3 separate regions of the Mus musculus genome follow, and regions 1 and 3 are each linked to region 2. The links are chromatin loops, found by intact Hi-C in ENCODE. Cell type or tissue: heart. All regions are shown on one strand.

Evidence for each region. A loop is a pair of places that touch in the nucleus more often than their neighbours do. Peaks named below come from ENCODE experiments on the same cell type or tissue, not always from the same donor. Only the 100,000 strongest peaks of a DNase experiment are listed, where the experiment ranks them.
Region 1: a loop joins it to region 2, with 4 times the contacts of the local background. A loop is called at or near these places in 2 of 42 quality-filtered maps.
Region 3: a loop joins it to region 2, with 2.1 times the contacts of the local background. A loop is called at or near these places in 6 of 42 quality-filtered maps.

The regions. Positions count from the first base shown.
Region 1 is chr7:65,451,977-65,459,976 of GRCm38, reverse strand. It overlaps a transcript of Tjp1 not described here. Among named protein-coding and RNA genes, the nearest start is that of Tjp1, 85 kb to the right of the region's middle. In heart, a CTCF peak has its summit at 4,019; no DNase peak of the experiment used is centred here.
Region 2 is chr7:65,638,731-65,646,730 of GRCm38, reverse strand. It overlaps Tarsl2 (threonyl-tRNA synthetase-like 2), which reads right to left and starts at 1,833. Exons shown (of 19, transcript NM_172310.2): 1 at 1,517-1,833; 2 at 410-478. The coding sequence starts at 1,786. In heart, CTCF peaks have their summits at 1,555 and 4,185 (motif pointing right); a DNase peak (open chromatin) is centred at 1,910; H3K4me3 peaks cover 1,409 bases; H3K27ac peaks cover 1,583 bases; H3K27me3 peaks cover 889 bases.
Region 3 is chr7:65,688,544-65,696,543 of GRCm38, reverse strand. Tarsl2 (threonyl-tRNA synthetase-like 2) reads right to left here. Exons shown (of 19, transcript NM_172310.2): 17 at 7,593-7,665; 18 at 6,462-6,576; 19 at 4,451-5,373. The coding sequence ends at 5,225. It overlaps Tm2d3 (TM2 domain containing 3), which reads right to left and starts at 3,127. Exons shown (of 5, transcript NM_026795.3): 1 at 2,975-3,127; 2 at 1,217-1,401. The coding sequence starts at 3,065. Gm33234 (a long non-coding RNA gene) reads left to right here and starts at 3,102. Exons shown (of 2, transcript XR_391545.3): 1 at 3,102-3,693; 2 at 5,984-6,485. In heart, a CTCF peak has its summit at 3,136; a DNase peak (open chromatin) is centred at 3,043; H3K4me3 peaks cover 1,922 bases; H3K27ac peaks cover 1,570 bases.

The sequences.
Region 1 (8,000 bases), 190 kb after region 2:
ATATTTACCTTACATTATTCATATATTAAATTCCTTTTCTCTGTGTGTGGGGGGAGGGGATGAGCAGAACACACCCTCTGAAGTTTCTCCACACCATGAGGGTTTAGAAGCCAGGCCTGCATGGGGAATTAAATCACGCCAAGAAAAGCTTGGGAGCTTGTTTCTCCTCTTCCTTTTTATTTTTGTATGCAAGCAGGGTCCTCTGTAGGTCACCTTATCTCTCTGTCTTTAGCCAAAAATATTTTGGCCCACGAAAATAGAAGACAATCTCCAGCTAGAAGAACTCAGGTGCAGAGGTTAAATATTCAGTTCTTTGAAGCAAAGTGACTTTTTTGTTGTTGCTGCTGTTGTTTTTCAGAGTGTGATGACACATCTCTCTCCCTCTCCTCTTCCTCTCCTGCAGTATTCCTCAACCCACTACTCACGGCGCAGGGACTCTTTGGGCCTCATTAAGTTCCCTTCTGTTCGCCCTCAACAGTTACCGACAGAGTCTATAAAAGCAAGTTTTATAAAATACATTATGAATGAATTCTGCTCACTGCATGGCTGCTGCCCTTGCCTTTGAACATTATACTACTGAACCTTTGGTGGATACAATCCTTCAGTATCTGCGATGCGTACCATAGGCCGCATTCCTAAGCCTGTGTGTGCATACTCAAATGCACACACGATTTTGCAGACATTCTCAAGACTTACAGATAAGGAGCCCTTCATCAGATTTTTCTCACCCCCAGTCTCTTCCACAACTACTTCCATAGTTTTTTAGCCATTTTGTTTTACTTTTAACTTTATGTGTATGTGTGTGTGTGTGTATGTGTGTGTGTATGTGTGTGTGTGTGTGTGTGTGTGTGTGTATGTATGTATGTGTATGTGTGTGTGTGTGTGTGTATGTATGTGTATGTGTGGTGAGGAATGGGGGTGTGTTCATAAGTGCAAATGCCCTAGAGGCCAGAAAAAAAATCAGATCCCCTAAAGCTGGATTTATGGGAACTGGGAAACTGGGAGCTGGGAAACCTGGGTACTCTACAAGAGCATACATGCTGAGCCATCTGACCAGCCCTAAATCTTCTGTACTTTCATCAAGGCTATCTTTCCAAAATAGGTTTAATTATGTCACCCCTCTGTTTAAATGCTTTCTGGACTTGCTAATACTAGAGACTAATGCTTGTTGACCTACCAGTCTTTTAGAATCTCACATTCTCCACCTTTTGCCCTTCCTGCTACCTTCATGCAATGAGTTTACATAGCTGCTGGCTTCCTCAGCTCGGAGATGTAGCCCCACTCACTCACCTGTTCACCCTCCTTTGCTGAAACTGTGGGAAGAGACTGTTTTCTCAGGCCTTTGATGAAATGGTTTTGGTTTATGACACTGTCTTATTACTGTCAGTCTCCGCTCATCTCTGCTTCCTGTTCTCCCGTAGGCTGTCTAGGTGGAAGCACTTAACCATATGAAATTACATTCAGCTGCTGTTGAAATCTATTCTTTAGGTCACCAGCCGCAGATTTCACTCCTCTTTGGGCATACGGATCTCAGAGGTTTGACATGCGCATGTCTAAGCACCACCAAAATGAAGATGTCAAGCAGTTCTGTCGTCTCTAGAACAGCTGTCACGATACCCTGTGATAAGTTCTGTGCAAAGATTGTGTCTAACTCTATATGGATGACCTAATACTTAATTCCAACAACTGTCTATGTTCATTCACACTATGTTGAAATCCTCACCTCCAGTGTGATGGGCAGTGTGTTCTTTGATGGGAAGTTGGCTCATGAGGTGGACTGCTTCTTTTTTTGTTGTTTTGTTTTGTTGTTTTGTTTTTTGAGACAGGGTTTCTCTGTATAGCCCTGGCTGTCCTGGAACTCACTTTGTAGACCAGGCTGGCCTCGAACTCAGAAATCTGCCTGCCTCTGCCTCCCAGTGCTGGGATTAAAGGTGAGCGCCACCACCGCCCGGCCAGGTGGACTGCTTCTAAAGGGGTTAGAGAAACAGAAGACCACCCAGAGCCCCCTGGTCCTCTCCAAGAAATGACAAGCCATTTCAAGGCCTTCCAAGAAGGCTACTGTCAGCACCAGAAACAGGAACTCCTCAGGCACCCACCTGCCAGAGCCTTGACCTTGGACTTCCGGCCTTGACCTTAGATTTCCGGCCTCTAGACCTGAGAGACATCCATGTTTGCTGTTTAAGGCCTCCAGTCCATGGCATGGTGTTATAGTGGCCCCAGTAAACGTTAGCCACTTCCCATTCTATGGTCATCTTCTCAAGAATTCAAACCATCTTTCTTACGTGTATCTTGCCCATAGTTGGTAGCATTCGGCCAGGCGCAGCTCCTGTGTCCAGAGCCTGAGTCTTCCTCGGGGGCAGCAGATGAACACCTGGTTAATGACGGTCATCAGAAGGTGTGCGTTGACTATGAGCATGGACCTCTCTCATGCTCTTTCCGGCTTTTCCTAACAGTCGTGATAGAAACCAAAGCTCACTGCCCCAGACTCTGGGCTCTGGGCTCACTTAGGAGCTTAAGCGGGGACACTGTACTGTATGTGGGCTCCGAGGCTAGATCATTGGCTCAGACTCTCAATGGCGGTAGGCTGATTTGAACGCATGCAGACGGGATCCATGAGCCACCACTGCAGCAAATATATTGTCAGGGGACGTAGCTTGAGCTTCACCATTTCTTTATCGATCTCCATTCTTTTCAAGACCTTGTGAAAGCAACAGCCAGTGACCAGAACAAAGTTACCCTGTTCTATCAGGCGTAGCACCTCATTAGAGTGTGCTTTCTGGTCTCTTGAGGGCTCATAGCTCATAGCTCAGCAGTCTCCTACCCTCACTGCATGTAACTGGTGCTAGCTAAAGGATTTATGCCCGATGCTTGGCTTCACCTTTTGCTGACGATGTGTTTTCTGAAGAAGAGGGAGTGATGAGTCTACTAAAAATTGTTGAAAAGAGGGTGATGTTAGTCACTATGTGTGTCAGTAACTACATAAATTAATCTCAGGTACATCTTTCATTCCAGGTGTGAGCTGGGGAGCGATAGTTAATCTTGGTCAGCTTGATGGGATTTAGAATCGCTTTAGACAAGACTGATTCTCTCTCTTTCTTAGTAGCCATTGTCTTTAGCTCTTCACTCAGTTGCTGGGCCTTATGAGACATGAACATGGGCACACCAACTACTGTTGTCATTGGTACGTTTCATTTTGGGGACCATGATGTTAAAGCTTCATGGTTGTATATTGAAGACACCATCTCGATGGATGCACATGTTCCCGTACTCTGACTCTTGGAATCCCCCCACCTCCTCTTGAGTGATGTTCCCTGAGCCTTAGATGTAGGGTTTTGTGAAATGGGAACCTGGGCACGGGAAGTCCACAGTCAGTTGCTTTCTACATTTTGACCACTGGTGGATTTCTGTGATGGTTTCCATCTGCAGCAAAAAGAAGTTTCTTTGATGAGGGGTGAGAGCTACGTTTTTCTGAGCAGGAAGGATAGATATTTCTTCTAGAATCATCCACTTTGAAGTGGTAAGCTTAGTCTCAACTGCTTGGTTTAGCTAAAATGTATTTGATACATTTTAAACACTCTTCATTTAAAAAGAAAAAGAAAGAAAAGGAAGAAAGAAAGGAAGAAGAAAGAAAGAAAACATTTTAAAAGTAGAAGGGTTGAGGGAGTGGTGAGAGCCTTCAGAACAAGCCTGTGTTCTGGACTTCCTAGGGATAGGCCAAACACTTTGGCAGAGATTCAGGTATTGTAGCAATGAACTTGGGTCGAGGGAACAGTCAAGTCATTCTTTCCACTTAAGTGTTTAAAAATACAAACAGACTTTGATGTTAAAGAAGAAAGTGTGTGGACACAGAAAATAAGTACTGCAGTTGTTTCTTCTTGGGTTCCATAACATTTCTTAGCATAAGAAACGGCCTTGCTCCCTGCCATTGTTTAGCAAGGAAAATGGGTATTAGATGTCAATTTAGATCTAGGGAGATAAGTGAAAGTTCAAATGGCCTTTCCAGATAAGGCGTTTTCTCCAGTGGGTTTTTTTTTTTTCCCCTTGTGGAAATAAACAAATATCCCATTGCCTTTCATTAGAGTCTCTCTGATCTCAGTGCAGTTGTGGCGTGTATATCTGGATCGTTCTGGAAAGTTCTGATTGCTACTAGCAATGAAGACTTAAAGAATACTGAAAAGAATACTTTTGCCTCCTATAACTTAATGGACGGCCAGGTTCCATGTGGAGCCCTTGGGAGGGTAAGCAATACTGCGTATCCCCGGGGACATGAGTTCTCTTCTGCAGGTTCCACTCGCCAGTGCAGAGCATGACCTTGAATGAGCAGAGCACTCCCTTCAGAGCTGTGTGTGTGTGTGTGTGTGTGTGTGTGTGTGTGTGTGTGAGAGAGAGAGAGAGAGAGAGAGAGAGAGAGAGAGAGAGAGAACACTCGCTCACACGCTTCCATGTGCATGTGTGTCTGGACCAGAGGTCAATGTTGAGTGTCCTCTTCAATAGCTTACAACCTTATGTTTTGAGACAGTCTCTCTCCCTGAACCTTGAACTCACTGATTCACATAAGCTGAGTCACAAACACAATCCAGGGAGTTTCCTGTCTTTGCATCCTGGAGCTGGAATCACACACCTACACCTGGCTTTTATGTGGGTGATAAGGATCCAAAGTCAGGTCCTATGCCTGTGCAGCCAGCAGTTTACTGGCTGAACCATCTTCCCGTCCCCTTCAGGCCTTTAGACAGGAACATGGAGACACAGGAATGGAGATTTTGGAGGGGGAAAGAGAGCAGGCCTGAAGAGGGCCAGCCCAAAGTGTTTTGAAGAACGGAAAATTAAATATTGTCCACGTTGACAGTCTCCTCTGTCTGAAATTGCCTCAGGTTCAGGCATGCCATCTTTAAATATTTTTTTTAAGATTTATTTATTATTATATGTAAGTACACTGTAGCTGTCTTCAGACACACCAGAAGAGGAGTCAGATCTCATTACAGATGGTTGTGAGCCACCATGTGGTTGCTGGGATTTGAACTCTGGACCTTCAGAAGAGCAGTCGGGTGCTCTTACCCACTGAGCCATCTCACCAGCCTGCATGCCATCTTTAAAATAAATTTCTTTTTTGTTTTAGATTTCTTTTATTTTCATTTGTGGGAGTGTTTTGTCTGTGTGAACACACCTGTATCATGTGTATCTGGTGTACAAGGAGGTCAGAGGCAGGTTTGGGTCTACTGGAGTTGTGAACGGTTACAAAGCACTATGTAAATACTGGGGTCTCTGTGGTCCCTTGGGATGACACGGTAATTCAAGGAGCCTTTCTTCCTTTCTTTGCATCCTTGGGCAGAAGCAAACCTCCAGCCCCGCCCTCCAGAGGCCCTCCCTGCTATCAGTCCTGCTTGCTACCCAGGCCAGGAAGCTTTACCCAGCTTCTAGGCCCTAAGTTTACTGGGCTCCATAATAGAGACCTGATTGATTAAACCAGTGACCGTTGAATTAAACCCTCAGCCCCTCCTGTTCCCTGAAGGTCAGACAGCTGCAAGCTCCAACCCTCTAATCAAGCAGTTGGCCCAACTGGTGGCCAGTCTTCACCCTGAAGCCAAGGAGGGGTTCTCTGTGAGTCACTCATTAGCATAACAAAGATGCTCTTATCCTCAAAACAACCCGGGTTTGGAAGCTTCAAGACTGAATCTGGCACAAAACACACACTGCCTGGAGGCCTCTTGCAAGGGCTTTGCTATTCTCACACTAACGTTCTAAGGTTTCAGACCATTGTTTTTTCTATTGCTTTAAAATGGTGGTAACTGTTCCTAATTACTAATGGGATGTGTGTTTATTGCAGAAATTTTGAAAACTTTAAGAAGTCACAAGGGAAATAAAAATTGTATTTACTCAGATAGCTGATATTAATATTTGACTTTTTTCTCTATCAGTGGTATGTCATATATTAATGTACCATGTCGTGTTTAAAAAAAAATTAGAATCAAAACATAGGCTGTATTTTTTTTCTGCTTTTGCTAGAATACAAAAATATACGTCACATCTTTCATAACTTTTAAAAAAAATGTATTTGTAAAGGGAGTTTGGGTGACCTTTTTGAAGAGACAGTTCTCTGCCCACCTTGCTTTGAGGCAGAGTCCCTCTTCTTTTTGTCACTGTGCCACCTCCAGCAAGCAGCTGGCCTGTGAGCTTTTGCTGGATCACAGGTGTGTCCCACATCTCCATCAGGATTGAACTCAGGGGGTCAGGCTTGCATGCTAAATCCTTTCTTTTCTCTCGTTGAGCCATCTCCCTAGCGCACATCTTTACTATTTTTTTAAATCATCATTTTAAATAGATAATTGGGCATTCTTGCTTTAAAGTATGAGACCTGTTTTAAGAACAGATTTAGCTTCAGAGCAATATTGAATAGAAAGTACATAAAGTTCGAGTCTACCTCCGGTGTCCCCAGGAAGGCTCAGACACACCCACAGCCTGCATCCACACTTAAGCCGTGCATCCTATACAACAGATGAGCCTGTGCTGACGGAGTTGTCCACCACGGTGTGTGGCTTATATCACGGCTGGCTCTTGTGTGTCTGAGGGTTTGGGAAGACATACATGCTCCCATGACACCATCGCAAAGCGGTCTCACTGCCCTGGGGATGTACTTTGCTCCCAACCCTTGACTACTCTTTCATTTTCCTTCTTCATAGTTGGCCTTCCAGAAGGTTGTAGAGTTGGGGTCATACAGTATTTTCTAGATCAACCTATATCACTTGTTAATTTGCTTATTTGAGAATGAGAGCCTGATCTGTTTGTGGCTTTTTTTTTTGGTTTTTCTCTGTGTAGCCCTGGCTATCCTAGAACTCACTCTGTAGACCAGGCTGGCCTCGAACTCAGAAATCCGCCTGCCTCTGCCTCCCAAGTGCTGGGATCAAGGGCATGCACCACCACGCCCGGCTTGTTTGTGGCTTTTTGAGACAGGGTCTCATGTAGCCTAGTCTGAACCAGAGTTCACTCTGTAGTAGAGGCTAGCCCTCAGCTCTCTACCCTCTGCCTCTGAGTAACTTGCCTTTTTTTTTTTTTTTTTTTTTTTTTTTTCTCTCACCTCTCTGGATCTTCTGGAGCGCACTGTGTAGACCAGGAAGGCTTTGAACTCACAGAGAGACCTACCTGCCTCACAACTTGTGGCACAACTTGTGTCACCAGTTAGTTTTCCCCAAGACCCTGCTGTGAAGTTGTGAGTCTGCCATCAGAGGTGGCTGCAATCACTGTTTTCACACTCCTTGGGACACTTTCTAGGGCACTGATCGAGGCCAACCTGGTCTACAAAGTGAGCTCCAGGACAGCCAGGGCTATACAGAGAAACCCTGTCTCGAAAAGCCAAAAGAAAAAAGAAAAAAAAAGAAAAGAAAAGAACCACAGAACCTTATTCCTTCACAGGCCTGGAGGCCAGCCTGAAATCCAAGTGTCAGCAGGGTCAGGTTCCCTCTCTAAGAAGCCCAGCTTACCTCCTGGCCTCAGGCAGCTGCTACTGTCCGTGGAGTCCCTTGGCGCTTGGCTGGATGACTCACTGGTGTCTGTCTCCTGTTACCATAGCCCTTCCTCCATCTGGGTCCTCTCCTCCAGTAAAGACACAAGTCCCTGGGCTTAAGATCCACTTTATTCTAGTATAACCTCACTTTCATGAGTTAGTTCTCTTTCTCCACAGGTGTACATTCTAGACCTCCTGCTTGCACTGAGGCCAGCACCTGAAGGGTTAAATGCCTAAAGCAAAGAACCTTATGGGAGTCGAGGGGGAAAAAGTCAATTTATCAATAAGAACCTCCTCAGGCCTTATAGCAGGAAACAGAGCCACGGTAGGAACTTTCCACCCCACGCCTCCTCAGATTCCCTTTACTGCCCTATAACGTCAAATTGCTGTGCTTTGGGCATGGTCTGCACTCTCAGAGAGAGGCTGCCCCCTTCACTGTTCTGTTTCCACATCACCAATTCTTCCAGATCCGACAGTTCCAAGCCCTCTACAGTTGCCATGT
Region 2 (8,000 bases):
GGCAAAGGCAGGTAGATCTCTGTGACTCTGAGGCCATCCTGGTTGACAGAGAGAGTGTCAGGACAGCCAAAGCCTTGCTACACCATGTAACATTGCATAGATACACTGTAAATAGTGGGAGAGAGAAATGTCCATGGGTATAGTATTCAAAGACCTTAGGTAAGAGGGACAGAGAAGGCCTGTTTCAAGAAAAAACAAAAAACAAACAAACAAAAAAAGAAAAAACTAAAACAAAAGAAAGAGAAAAGAAAGAAGGAAAAGAGTAGAGAGCCCTTGAGCCAGTGGCTAACTTGACTCTAAGAGGTTACTGGTGTGGTCCAGACAATTTCACCAGTAACTATGTCCTTACCCTACGTCCCGCAGACCCAGGATTACTAGTGAACATTCCATTTCTACAGCAGCGACTTACCTCCCGGCCAGGCTCACTCTGCTTCAGCCTCTTCTTCTTTGTGTCCTTCTCTTGGTTTTGGGTAGGAGGCTGAAAGATAATGGGAGGCAAGAGCAGTACATGAGAAACCCGGGGAAGGAGGAAACCCAGAGAGCTCACGGCAGGGCCCATGGTTGGAGAGTCCCGGCTGGGCTGTGGGAACCAGGATCTACTTATAACCCTCAGGGATCTGGTTTCAGAGTTCAGCCCTATCTGTCCGAGCACATTAAAACTGGGGGTGTAGCTCAGTAATAGAGCACTGCCCAGTATTCACAAGGCCATGGGTCCCATAGCCTGCAACACACACAGTCTCTGTGTCTCTCTGTCACTCTTCCCTAAACTTTAAACAAATAATGTCACTGGAAATTGTGGCTGCCACCAGACTCTTATTCATTGCACTATTTCATTAGATGTTGCCAGAGCAAAAACAAAACAAACAAACAAAACAAAAACCAAAAACCCCTCAGTTTTAGAAAGCCTTTAGAACTTAGAAAAAAAATTCTTCTAATTTGTTACTTAATAATCTTCTAAAACATGAAAATACTGTAATCAAATACTTCTGTTAAATATACAGATCACATATAGGCCTCAAAGCAAACCACCAAAATAAGACAGTAAAAATAACCTGTCTTCAGATAGCACAGAACCAGCCAGCAGAGAGAATAGAAACTGTTAGGTCCTCTTCTCCAAGGATACTGTGACTCTTAAACACTGAAGCGGCCTTTTAAAAAGTTTTTATTTGAGACAGCGTCTTCTCATATTGCCCTGGCCGACCTGATTCTCAATATTTACTCCAGGCGGGCCTTAAATTCTCAGCCATCCTCCTGCCTCAGCCTCCAGAGTTCTGGATTAGAGGCATGCACCTCAGTTTGATCTGCTACTGGAGGGAAAAAATGTTGTTTGCAGTCTGTCCAATGAAGAGCTGAGAAATTATACCAGCTGGTCAGTTAGGAGGTTGGTGGAAACCTAGCGGTTCCCCAGGCCGTGGGCAGTGGGCAGGGCGCGGGCGGGGACACACCCTGCAGCCCTGTCCGCACCCGGGTGCAGAATTGGAACCCGCTGAGTGCGTACTCCTGGGCCGCCGGTTACCTCGTGCGCCGCCGCTCGCCCGGCCTCGGTGCGGCGCTGCTCCGCCAGGCGCAGCCGCAGGCCACACAGGCGCTGGTGCAGGTCGCGGTTCTCCGCCTGGAGCTGTGCCACCTCGCGTGTCAGGCGCGGGCCCTCGGCTTGGCCCCGCTCGGGCCCGCGCAGCTGCTCGTCCCTCAGGCGCTGCACCTCCGCGCACAGCCAGCGGATGTCCTCCTCCTGCCGCTGCAGGCGCGAGGCCACCGCCTGAGCCGCCAGGGCCTGGGCCGCCATGGTAGCTTCCCTGTGCCACCTGAGCCCGCCAGCCCAGCCAGAGTGACAAGGAGACGGGGCGGGGCGGAGCTGAAGGACTTCGGGAGGCGGGGTGAAGTGGGGGTGCATCACTATATGGGGCGGGGCGATGGAGGAAGAGGGGCGGGGCTGGAGCTGGGTATCCCTGCATGGGGCGGAGCGATGCACGGGCAAGAGGCGGGGCCATATCGGGGCAACTGTGCAGAGGCCAGGCGATGGGCAAAGAAGAGGGGCGGGCTATAGGATAATGAAGGGCGGGGCAGGAGTGATGGGAGGGGCAAGGGTAGGCATCATTTCAGAGGAGAAGCGATGAGACAGCGCGGCATCATCGCTGGGGAAGATGAGACGGCTGAGCAATGCTTCATAAAACAAGGAAAATGGGCAGGGGAGTGTGGCAGGGAGCACGGGCAGGAACACGGCCAATGTTGGGTGCACTGCAGGATTGAGAACTACGCTCTGGACCTAGGCAGCAGGAGTGGGACCACCGGATGGGCATCTTTAGCGTTTGGAGGCATGTCCAGGTGCTACTGGAAGTGTGTTCAGTCTAATGAAACTGGAGTTTGAGATATTGAAGCCCAGAGGAGGTGCGTCTCTTGACCAGATTGTCCAAACCGTTAGCAAAGCCTGATGGATTTCTTTCATTCCCCTCTTAAATTCTTGCAGTCACCACACTGTGCAAACAGGTTCTGAAAAGCGGCCATTGAAAATAGACCTTCATGCCAAGGCTGTGCAAATACAGTGGCACTTGGCAAGGACACACAGAAGAGCACTACAAAAACTTCAGCCTGGCCAGCACAACATTGTTCACTATTTGAGTCTAGAGCAAATGCTGTTTATAACTGTCTTAAGATTATTTTAAGTAGAAACATTTGTGCTATCGGACTTTGGAAACAGTGGTCCGCAAAGAATTAAGCTCTCATCCTGGAGCAGGAAAGGGCTGAAGCCCTGCTGCCCCCTGGGGGAGGAGTTGCCCTAGGAATTGCTGGACAGACTGGAACTAAGCCGATGATGGAGCCACACCTCCACCACTGGCCTCTACTTAAACTTAAACCTCATATTAGCACCCCAATGACGGGCTTGGGGTAGGTGGCTGAACCCCTGTAGCTGTTCATCTTCCCACTGTAACCACAATGAATAAATCTCCTTTCTCTGCTTTTTATTGTTAACTGTCATTTTAATTGGCATGTTTCAGAGGGTTAGCTGAGCTTATGTCGTTGAAACTTCCAGAAGCCAGGCTTTGACTCTAAAGACTCCAGTAATAAGTTCACACATGACTTTGTTTCTCTTATAACCATGAGCAAGAAGCTTCCTGTGGCAAGAACAAAAGTTGGCTTTTACTGTTCTTAAGTTCCTAGAATGTGCCAAGACATGAACGAAGCGATTTGGAAATAGTCACTTCTTAAATCTTCATTAAAAGAGATGATACCATTATACCCATGTATAATGCAGAAACTAAGGCACAGAGGGTAGCATTTAGTCAAACATGTCTCATGATGTAATCTAGGTAATGGAGGCAATAAGAGTTCCAAAATAGGGTTTATCTTGGGGTGGGATAGTTCAAGGGTGAGAAATTACTCTGAGAAATGGAGTCTGGGTAATGTGAGCAAGGTGGACAGACAGGTGGATAAATGTAACTCTGGGGAATAGGTGGAAGGAGCTGAGGAGTTAATCAGATTCACAGATCACTCCCAGCAAGAGATGCCATTGTCTTCCATGTGGAAATTGAAGACCTCTTCTGTGGGAAGAAGAGGCACAGCTGGGTGCAGTGGTGTACATCTGTACAGCACTCCTGGAGGTGGAAGCAGTGGTAGTGGTGGATGGGGGTAGCCATCAGCTTAAAGCTAGTCTGGGCTACATAGCAAGATAAAAAAAAAACTAGAAAGAAAGCAGAAGGGAAGAAGAAAGGGGAAGAGAGAAACAGAGAGGCTAGGATAGCTCAGTGGTGAAGTGCTTACCTTACAAGCATGAGGACCAGAAAGTGATATCCAGCACTGATGGATAGACACAGGTGTATCCCTGGGGGCTTGCTGGCCAGCCAGCTTATCCTAAACGAAGAGTCCAGGTTTTAGTGAAAGGCTTTATTACAAGGTAGTGGGTTCCTGGGGAATAATACTCCAGGCTGTCCTTTGACCTCCCCATGCAAATGCACACATAGGAAGATGCATCTGCACACTCACAGGCAGGCACAACACACATCTGCACACATGCACACACACGTACACACACTTGCACACATACATGCATACACACATGCACACACAACACATATCTGCACACATGCACACACATGCACACACACATGAACACACACATACACATGTACATACACATGCACACACAACACACATCTGCACACATGCACACACACCATAGTGCCACAAGAGGGAGCAGAGGTACAGAATTTTAAATGAGAAGAATAAAATACTACAAACGTTAGGAGCGCATGAATCTGAGAACATATAAGAACTAACATTTACAATGATAAAAACAAAAGAATGAAAGCTATCGATTAAAAACTCTAGAAAAGGGCCGGCAAGATAAACCAATGACAATATCAAAGAAAACTGCATGTAGTTTTCCCCCAATATCCACAGGTAATTGGTTAATGGGAAAGAGTTATTTCCCAAAGATATCCCATAAGTGCTTCAGTCCTTTACATAACATGTCCAAATTCTTGCATTTAACTTGGCTGCACCATCCTGTCTTCCTTACATCATCTCTAATGATGTACAGTGTAGATGCTGTGTCCACTGTAATGATGTGTAGGAAGGAGTGGGAAGAGAAGACTACATGCTGTATAGCTGTGATTCTTCCTAAATACTTTCAGTCTATGGTCCATTGAACCTACAGAAACAGAATGAATAGAAATGGAGGGTCTACTGTATACATGGCTCTTGCTGGGAATTTATTCTGTAGATATATTTCTTTCTCTTTTTTTCTTTCTTTTCTTTTTTTTCTTTCTTTTTTTTTTTTTTTTGTTTTAGAGCTTTATTGTAGAAAGGCAGAGAGAAAGAGAGAAGGTAGAAGGAGAGAGGCTGGCCATGGCCACGTGGAGAGAGAGGAAAGGGAGGGAGAGGAGAGCTAGAGATGAGAATGAGAAGAGCTTAAGAGCTGTAGATATATTTCTAAGAACACTAAACTGCATTGGTACAAAAATTTAACTCAATGATGTGTGTGTGTGTGTGTGTGTGTAAAATTACATAGATGCTGGTTTCATCAATTTAATACAATGACCCAATGGAAGATCATGTAGCAGTTTAAAAGCCATCAGGGAGATCTTTGTAAATTTATATGGAGGCAGCCAGGCGGTGGTGGCGCATGCCTTTAATCCTAGCACTCGGGAGGCAGAGGCAGGCGGATTTCTGAGTTTGATGCCAGCCTGGTCTACAAAGTGAGTTCCAGGACAGCCAGGGCTACACAGAGAAACCCTGTCTCAAAAGAACAAAAACAAAAACAAACAAAAAAATGTATATGGAGGCATTTCCTGGAGGTACTGTTAACGTGAAAAAGAGCTAAGTTCAAAGGAGCTTAAGTGACATGTTACATAACCTGTCTACATCTACTTATCAGCCCAGAGAGAAACTGAGGTGTAGACCAGCAAACAATGAAATGAGCTATCTACAAAGGACCAGGAAGGAAGAAACCAGTGGAAGACACCCAGAGAATCACCCTGCTCTGGCTACATCCTTTTGCTGTGTTGACTTTTGAAGGCCTATAAACAAATAACATGTATTTACAACTGATAAAGCACTAGACACATTTGAGAGAAAATTGAAGCAAACATAAATTCCAATGATCATCCAAACAGAAGACAGTAGAGAGGGAGAAAGGACGAGTGATTTCACACAGTCTTGGCCGAGGGAAGGTAAAAAACTGTGAAGAAATACTGATGTCATTTCAGGAACTCAAATGGAAAGAGACTGGGTATATACTGACTCAGGATCCCGAATTCTCCCTGTAGAAGAGAGATATTATGGAGGAAGACCAGTGAAGAAGTAGATACAAAGTGGCAGTTAGGACTCTGACAAAGAGGACTTGCCCCCTCCCACCTCTCCACAGTGATGAAGAGCTATGTCAAGGTCGGAGCATGTGAACCCAAGATAAGACAGGAGAAGCCTGTCTTCTTGTGGAGACCAGGGTAGGGCTCCTCACTAACACGACAACGATATGTCATGGGGAGGCAAGAACCAGCTCAAAGGACTTTGACTAACTAAGCTGGGGCCATTTGTACGTAAAAGTAATTAAGTACCATAATGAATTATAAGCCACTGAAAATATAATTATTCACACATTCATACAAATAATTCTTTGAAACTGAAAAAGAAGCAGAGCTTAGCTCACAAACCAATGTCAAGGGCTAAATGGGGAATCAGCAAGCAGAGCACTTAACCTCATATAATAAAAAGACAAACAAGCATTTGTAATTAAAAATACTAATATCATAAAAGACTAAACCCATAGAAGTGTTCCAAACTAAAGAGAACTGTTGCCATGATAACCAAACACAACATCTAACCCTAAACTGAGTCCTGGATGGGGTAAAAACCGTGCATGGTGCCATCCCTTGCCAGGTGGTCCTTAGCTGTATAAAAAAAAAAAAAATTAAGTTGAGCATGCCAGGAAAAGCAAGCCAATGAGCAATGGCTTCTGCGTCAGTCTCTGCTGCCAGGTTCCCGGCTTGAGTTCCTGCCCTGACTTCAGAGCTAAAACTCTTTCCTCCTAAGTTGCTTTTGGTCAGAACATTGTATCACAGTAACAGGAAGCAAAGGAAGACAGCTAGATAAGACACTGTCTGTAGTCCTTGTAAAGACAGGCTTGGGAGTTTATCTCGGCATTATGTAACATGGCCAAATGCTTCAAGAAAGAGAGTTTTAAGGAGAGTGAACAGATGGTACAGGGAAGATAAACCTACGGTAGCATCAAATGAGGGCGTCTTGTAGTTAGGGTAACTACTTCCATGTGTCTCTGTTCATCACTGAAGAAAGGCATGAGAGGAACTCAAACAGGGCCAAAAACCTGGAGGCAGGAGCTGATGCAGAGGCCTTGGAAGGCTTGCTCAGCCTGCTTCCTTATAGAGCCCAGGACTACAAACCCAGGGTTGACACCACCCACAATGGGATGGACCTGCCCACATCAATCACTAATTATGAAAATGCCCTACAGGCCTGCCTGCAGCCCTGTCTCGTGGAGGCATTTCCTCAGTTGAGGCTCCTCCTCTCAAATAACTTTAGTTTTCATCAAGTTGACATAAAACTATCCAGGACACTTCTTAAACTGTCTATCTTACCTTATCACTCCAGTGGATTCAGGAGTTTCCCTTAGCAAATGAAGCTCGGTAATTCCTTTGGTGGTGGTGTGATTAAATAAATAGGCTGCAGAGAGCACCTTAAGGCGGAAGGGTTCATTTTGGCTCACAGTTCAAAGGTATGGCCCATCGTGGTGGAGATGTTGCGGTAGCTGGATCTGAAGGCAGCTGGTCAGAGCGTGGGGGATGTCTGTGCTCAGCTCACTTTCTCGGTTTTTATACAGTCTAGGATCTCAGGACAGAAAATGATGCCACCCACAGGGGACAGGGTTTTTCCAACATCGATGAACCTAATCAAAATCATACCCGGTAGGCATGCCAGCAAGACCAAGTGCCCAATGCTCTCTTAACATTGCCCTATGGCCTGCATCCTAAAGCCTGTGTGCTAATTCATCAAGCTCTCAGATCCTTACACTCTAGTCTTCCCAGTAGCTCATGAATATTATCTGACTTCTTTTCAACTTCATTAAAATTGTGTGTGTGTGTGTTTTATTTATGTGTGCATTGCATATGGAAATCAGAGGCCATCAGGAAACAGTTCCCTCCTTCTACCATCTATGCCCCATATTAAACTCAGGTCTTCAGGCTTGGTAGCTAATGCCCTTACCCACTGAGCCATCTCTTCAGCCCAGTATCTAACTTATTTTCATCCCAGAGGCTTTGGCTTAGATGTGCCTCTTCCCACTCTCTTTGAGGTAGCCCTGCCCACAGTCTTTACAGGTATCTTTCCAGCTATGAGACATCACGATTCCTTGCATTTGCGTTCTTGATTTTTTTTTTACCTGACCCTACCTTCGCCTCCTCCTTGCAGTTGGGAGGGTGACTGTCTTATTCATCATTGTTCTCTATTATGTACCTAACACAAATAAAGTGGGTCACTGAGCAAAGCCT
Region 3 (8,000 bases), 50 kb before region 2:
ACCTCAGGGCTCAGAAGAACCACACGGCATGTACAGCTCTGAGTCCTGCCATCAGGTGGCTCTCAGTTAGACTGCATTCTGGTTGGCCTGTTAAGTGCTCATGAACTTTACCGAACCCATCTTTCCACCATGAAGAAAGAGACTGAATAGAAAGAAGAAAAACCTTCGGAGACATGGGAAGGGACGAAGTCCCTACCCTGGAAGCTAGTCTATAGTTCCTGCTAGCTGACAGTTAAAAACTTCAAGTCAACTCATAAAGCTAACCCTGCCCATAGAAGCAGTGCTTCCTTCCCTAAAGACAAGGCAGAGTGCTCAGGGTCAGAGTGTCTGGAGCCTTGCCTGCTCCTGTGTTAGGATTCCACAGCTCTAAATCGCATGTTCCAACCAGCTGCACACTTTCATTTGGAAGGCTATGCTTTAAGAAAACTAAGTAAACCAGATCAGACTTTTCATTAAAATTGAAATCAGAAGAATCTTTAAATCTTGTTTAAATTACAGCCTCCATGGCCTGTCAACTTAGGAAGTTACAGAATCACATACACAGCCACCGCGAAGGCACCGAAGTGCAACCCGAAGGAAACAAGCAGCCTTGTCTTGGGAGCGTGTACTGTCCTTCTCTTACGGCTTGCTTTCTTTCTCAACACCCTTTTTTTCCTTTCCTTTCCTTTTCTTTTCTTTTTTTTTTTTTTTTTTTTTTTTTTGAGACAGGGTTTCTCTGTGTAGCCCTGGCTGTCCTGGAACTCACTCTGTAGACCAGGCTGGCCTCGAACTCAGAAATCCGCCTGCCTCTGCCTCCCAAGTGCTGGAATTAAAGGTGTGCGCCACCACACCCGGCGCCAGCAAGGTCTTAAGGTCCTCCTGAACCCGCCTCTGGGATACAGGTGCACGCAGCCACGCCTAAGGTTTTACCCTGGTGCTAGGGACCCAAGCACTGGCCTTCATCTGTGCACAGACTGTTCTCACCCCAAGATTTTCATGTTTGGAAAAAAAAATTAGCAGTGAGTCAGAGGTTGTTGAGGGCAGGGCCTCGTATATACTAAGCATATGTTTTACCGCTGAGATATACTCCTAGAACCAAATGCAAGATTTAAAAATACTTTCCAGTGCAGTTATAAAAGACCACAGTGAAATCATTACATCATAGCGCTGACCAGTAGAGGCTACGCTTTTAATGTTATGATGCATGCCGTTGGGAAAAGTGAACTACAATACTTACGACACAGGTAACAGAGGGCTTCACTGTGCAGTCGAACGTGACAGGCTTCCCGTAAGTGCAGGAGACATTGGTCGCACATTCTATACAGTCTGCAGGAAGTCTGCTACACAAACCATTGCTTGGACACTTCGTCATGTAAGGAGGGATTTCAGTACTTTCTGTGAGGTGAGAGAACAGCTGATTCTCTACGGATGGTGAGCAAAAGAACAGTGAAAGGCAATTTTCAATGGTGGCGAGATCAATCAGCAAGGACACATGTGCTAGAATGCAAACAGCTTGGAGTTGGGGTCAGTGACACCTGCAATCTAAGAGGGTTTCTGTCACCAGCTGGCTGTGACCTGCTAACTGGTGTGATTAGTAAAACGTCTCTCCTTCCTGCTTCCCACATGGCCATGAAAACTATAAGTGCTCATTGAGAGACAATGTGGGCCCAGGTCAGACCCAAGAGCTATTAGCACAGAGGACAAACTAAAGCTTGGATAAGGCAGAGTCTATGCAAAATACCAGAGGACATGTTGGACAGAACTGGAACCAGAACACACAGCTCTCCAAATCCAATCCAATGTCCTTTCCAGCAAAAGTTACTGATGGAAAAATGAAGCCCGGACACGCCCCCTTCGGCGCGCCCCCACCACAAAAATGACAACACCCTCAGCCCTCCAATTCTAGAAAATACTGGTGTTAGTATATACGTCGAAATAAAAATCTGTGAAATGCCTCTGCCAGTTTCAAGTCCAATCCCTGAAATAATAGGACTCCAAACAGATGAACCTAAAGAGCTAGCGGACAGTTAGCAAAACAGGAATACTTGGAAGTGACATGAAGTGGCTAACGCTATAAATACCATTTCCCACTATTGTTCCTATCTCCATGTGGCCCGAGGTTGGAAGGTTCAAATCACAAGGCTGAAAAGGCCTTAAATCAAGATAACTACAGTGGCTGCAAAGGTGAGGAAACAAAGATCCCTCAAAGCCCGATCTCACCCGGATTATCCTCCAGGTATCTATCCAACCTTCTTAACCCAGCACATCATATAACATTAGGGAAGCATTGTAGAGTTCGGTGTTTGGTTGGTTGGTTTTTAACTCAAGGGAAAACAGTACTGGCTAAAGAACTGGAAGAGAGTGGAAAATAAAAAATAAACAGAAACGAAGAGTCCTGTAAGGCTGGATGAAGAGGTAAGTCATAGATTTCAAAAAGACCAAAACTGTCTACTGAAAGCGGCTGTCTGCCCTTAATTTACATATCTAAACAACACCACATCTAACAGCCAAAACCAAAAGGCGACTTCTTATACTAAAGAAACCTGTATCGAAAACAAAGGGGGGCGGGCAACTACTCCTTATAAATATGCACATTTACTAGAATAGAAAACGTCTAGTACCTGCTGCCCTGGGAACTACAGAGAATGTACGTGTTGGGCCCGGATCCTTTATTGCCTGAGCCAGCGGCTGCGAATGCTCTAAATTTAAGGATCCTACAATTAGAAAGGCATGTTATCATGGGATAGGATACCCTTGGTTTGTGTGCTTAACAGGTAGGGGCTGCACTGGGCATCTACGGCTCAAGAAACGGAAATGACGGGGTCGACTGGGGTTCTGGGCTACCGACTCAGGGAACACCGGTTTTCGGGGCGGGCTGGAGCGCAGTGCTGCGGCCTCGGGCTGCGGCGCCCAGGCGTCGGTCGCCGGCCTCCTGCGGCTCCGGGGACCCCCTTGCCACCAGCTCACCCGGTGCGGCCCCCAGCCTTGAACTCACCATCTCCCGACAGAATGTAGCACTGGGACAGGAAAAGCAGCACGCGGGACAGGTGGCGGACAGACCGCAGCGGCTCGGCCGCAGCCTCCATTTTTGTCGCTGCGCGTGCGCACTTCCGGGCCAGGAGGCGGGGCTGTGGTGGGGGCGCGCCGAAGGGGGCGTGTCCGGGCGCGGCCCGCAGGCGCACTGCTGCGGGGCGCCGCCGGCGGGTGTCATTGCTTCCCAGCTCGGAGGTTGGGTGGTCTCCTTGTCGCCGTGCTCTGAGTGCTGTTGGCCAAGGGAAATGAATGAAACTGGGGACCCGCAGCAGCAGGAAGTAGCTCGGACCAGAATAGCCCCTCACTGCCTTTGAAGAGATGCCCTTCTCTTTCCATTGGGAGTCTGGGAAACGGTTGTGATGCGATGTGGTTAGCCCATTTTAGTTCCGCTGACCCATGAAGCCAGGGAAGCAGCTCCAAGAGTCCCATGCACCAGGACCCAGGGCTCCTGCCTTAGGTTTTACCACAGCCTGTTGGGGGACACGCGGAGTTTAGAGTTCCTCTGAGACTGGAAAAACAGGTTAGGTCTCAGGGCCTGGGACAAGAGCCAAGTGTGTGGAATTTTCACGTAGGAGCAGAGTCCAACCCCAAACTGGCCAGGAGAGCAACCTCGAGGAGGGGGAGCTGCTCTCTGCAACCTACGTTGTTTCTATGGCATATACTTCAGGAAGCATGCTGTTGGTATGTCTCTCTCTGTTGACTTGCACTTTGGGGTCCCCAAATTCCCACTTGCACATCTGATAAGTGAAAAAGTACATGAAATGGTGTTCGGCGCACAACAATCCTGCAGTAAATGTTAGCTTTAAAAATGGTTACAATTCGCACCCTACACCCTCACACTGGTTTCATCTATGATGCTTCACTCTTCATGTTCAGGAGAATCAATAATATATCAAAGACTGATGCTTCTCTGCATCTAATTTGAATTCTGCTGCACCTAGTGAAATAAATCTGTAACTAATTTCTCTTTGGCATAACGGTATTTTAATTAAGTGCCAAGACAATAAGGTTGAAATCGGAACTACAGGGTCTGGAGAGCTGAGTCGGCAGTTAGGAGCACTGGCTGCTCTTCCAGAGGACCTAGATTTGATTCCCTGCACCCACCTGCGGCTCACAATCACCCAGAACTACAGTTCCAGGAATCTGGCACCCTCTTCTGACCTCTATAAGCACAAGACACTCTTGCAGTGCCCAGACAACAGACAAAATACCCATGCACACAAAATAAAAATAATTTAAATATATCAGAAATGCAGTCCAGAGGCACAGACAGGCAAATCTCAGTGAGTTCTAGGCCAGCCAGAACTACATCGTGAAACCCAGTCTTGATTTAAAAAAAAAAAAATCAGAAATATACTCGATTCAACATACAAGTGAAACACCCCAGGAAAGCAGTGGTTCAACTCCAGGCAAGCGTCCAACAATGGAACATACCGAGGCTCTAGAAACACCATGTGATGCATTTTATTTAGGACTTTAGTGTTTCTAAAGATAAATATAATGAATTATGATTAGAAGCATTAAAACTGTAACTCTTAACTCACAATGCAAATAACAGATTGTACAAAATCTCTTTGAGGTTTCATAGTCCTTTGCCACTAACAGGATATTAGTACTTCTCTTATGATTGCACACTAAATGAAATAGCAATTCCAGCTTTGGGCATGAGTTTCAGTGTGAACTTTAGTAAAGCAGCCATAAAAATACCTGAGATGTGTGTATTAGAAAATAAGACATCTCCCCTCCATGTTACAAAAGGGCCATGGGCTTTTATTGAAAGCCTATTCCTGTCATTGTTGGGTGAGAGGTGGTGGCTGCTGGGGATGGAGCTCAGGCCTCATACATGCAACGCGGATGCTCTGGTCACGAAGCTACAGCCCCCAGGCTGGAAGCACATCTTTTGAGAAAGAAACAAAGCATGATTTCTGATAATTCTCGCTAGTGTTCCCCTCTTTGAATGGACACCATTTTATCACTGAGGTCTCTGGAGTCTTGATAGCTTGCAAATTTCTCCAGCTTCTCCTATTTAGTCTCAGAACACAACAAATTAAAATTTTGTTTATATCAAATAATCACTTTTCCTTCTTAGGTTGAACTCATTAGAGCCCTACAAGTGGCCCTAGGGTTCTTAGAAGTACTAATATCTTAAGTGACAGGGAAAATACATTTCAGAAGTCAAAACAAGGTTATATAGAAGCCCAAGGAGAAGCCTTCAGAAGTCTTCCTCGGCATTTAGCGTACGTGATTTTTTGAGGTTCTTCAATTTTTCAATGACGGAAGCTATTGATATTTCTCCATGAATTTTGTTGTCTCTTGTTCGAACATTTACTGCATTGTTGATCTTTTCCTTTTCGCCAACCACTGTAGAAATGAAAGAGAAATAAACATTTTTAAATGAGTGATTTACCTGCCATAAGTTAACGTCATTTGATACACACCCGAGTTTCTCCTCAATACTGCTTACTGAATTCCAGTCTCATGAGCATGATTGAGGGGAAGGGTGGCGTCTGAGCCCCTCTCCTATCCACTTCAGAGCACACTACTAAGGTCTTGGAACACAAATTGGAAGGGAACTTTTTTAACAGACACCTGATTCTTCCTATACTCTTTGATGACTAAGGAAATACCACGTGCCTGGATCCAAGCAAGCCAACCAGAATTTTGTAGGATGTGGGGAAAGCCTGTTCTCTCTCGTACTGTGAGAAGAGGTGGGAACCTGCATCCGTGTTTCTTCCCATACAGAAAGAAGAAACAAGTGGAATTAAGATATTCCAAAGGATCAGAGCAAAACAGGAAGCAAACAGAGACGAGGTCCTGGTGAGGCTGAGTCCCTGGTCACTCTCTCAATAGCTTGGCTATTAATCCAACTTCTCAGGTCACCAGTCACCCTAGCACCTTCCAATAAGCTAACGTGAGGTTTGTTTCTATCATAACAGAAAGCCTGACTGACACATGTCACTTCCTTCCGCAGGCAGACCTTACCAGCGATCAGCTGCTGACAGAACGGCTCTGGCTTTGCTCCCTTTTCCTTCCCACTACAGACCCTTTCTACTTGTGGGATGTGATCAGGCCAGACCTGCAGACATGTCGATAGCAGTTTCTCCTGATTCTATTGTTAACTTTCAATTTTTTTTTTGAGCCAAATTGTTGGACTTTGGACCTAATTATTCACAAAACCAAAGGGGAGCCTCTGGGTTTTACATCAAGCTGGGGCCAAAGCAGTGCAGTTCCACTGAAGAAGTCATCCTGGTGTTTGTCTCCACTTGGGCTTGAATGTTAAGTGTTGCCAGTGACGCTGCACCACGGACTCCATGTGGAGCTCTGGGATCTGCCTTGCGCACCACATTTCAACAGTCAACTCGTGATACCTAGTTACACCACATTCCTCCTTTCTATGGCCTTTGTGTAAACCCCCAAGCCAAGCATTGAAAAAAATGAGCTTAAATTACCCAAAATGAAATTATACTGAGCCAGCTGTGCATTCCGTATTTTCTTATTTAGTGTACAACTGTCATCTAAGTCCACATCGGCCATGAAGCCTTCTTCGAAGCATTCCTTGGACACCTAGAAGAAAGTGGGGTGTTTTTGTCATTACACCATGTAACCAGCAGCCCTGTTCCCATCTTCTGATACTGATAGCTCCGTATAGCTCCTGCCATTTTGTTCAGAGTTGGTCAGAAGGCATGGAAGGGAGGGCTTATTACTACTAAATCTAAGTTGCCAAAGCCTGCCACGTGCTCTCTGCAGATCCCTTGCTCTGGAGGGCATCCATCCCAACAGCGTGAGAAGCAACCACACAGTGAAGACCTCAGGAATGGCACCTGTGCCCAAAGGTTCCCCATGAGATGCTATGTTGGAACCAAACAGTTAGGGGCTGGCGAGATGGCTCAGCAGTTAAGAGCATGTGTTGCTCTTGCAAAGGACCTGGGTTTGGTTCCTAGCACACACATGGTGGCTCAAAACTGACCCTGACTCTAGTTCCAGGAAATCAGGTAACCTCTTCTAAACTCCTATAGACACCAAGCATACAGACAGGCATGCAAAACACTCATACATAGAAAATAAATAAGCCAGGTATGGTGGTGCACACCTTTAATCCCAGTACTCAGAGGAGGCAGAGGGAATCTCTGTGAGTTCTAGGTTAGCCAGGGTTACATAGAGAGGCCCTGCCTTAAAAAAAAAAAAAGCTCAAATAAATACATAAGCAAATAAATATATTTTTTAAATGTTTGAAAATAGAACCAGCTAAGCTGCTCCCAGACTATTACCCTCTTCCCCTGAAAGTGAGGTAATAAGTATTTGTTATTAGAAGCTGCAGCTAATAAGGTGTCTCCAATAAAAACAAGTGGGAAAGAGTAAGTGTGAGATGCTTGAAAACACCCATTTCTCAAAAACATTAAGGACACGGTTCTAACACAGCCCATAGACATCACTCATTCATTGCTTCCAACAATGGAAGGAGGAGGCGGCCATCAACATGCTAGCAGGGCATTATCTTAAAACACAAATGACGTTTCAAGACCGTGACCACACAGAATACATGGCAAGTCATTATGTCCTTTGGATGTCTGTGACCTTACCTGTAGTGCATAATTTTCACAAGCTGGGCCTACTGGGATGACCATTACCTGGCGAGGGGACAGCCAGAGAGGCCTGAAAAGTATATAAAATATGTCTATTTAAAGTCACTTCAAACTGACCACTTAGGTGGCTAAAAGTAATCAGAGCTTTCTCAGGGTGACAGTCATGAGACAGTGGTACTGGTAAAATGGCGCAGAAGCATATGAAACTTTATCAAGTCAGAAGGCATCAGAACAGAGTGGAAAGGAAATTTGGAATTTTGATAAGAAAAGCGGGCAGACACATTTTGCCCTCCTGAGCATCTACCCCAGAGAGCCTTGTGTTCACATGCCACACCTCCACACTGACATCCAGGATGGTTTTATTTAGAACAGCTGAATACTGGAAACACCCCCATGTGCTTCATC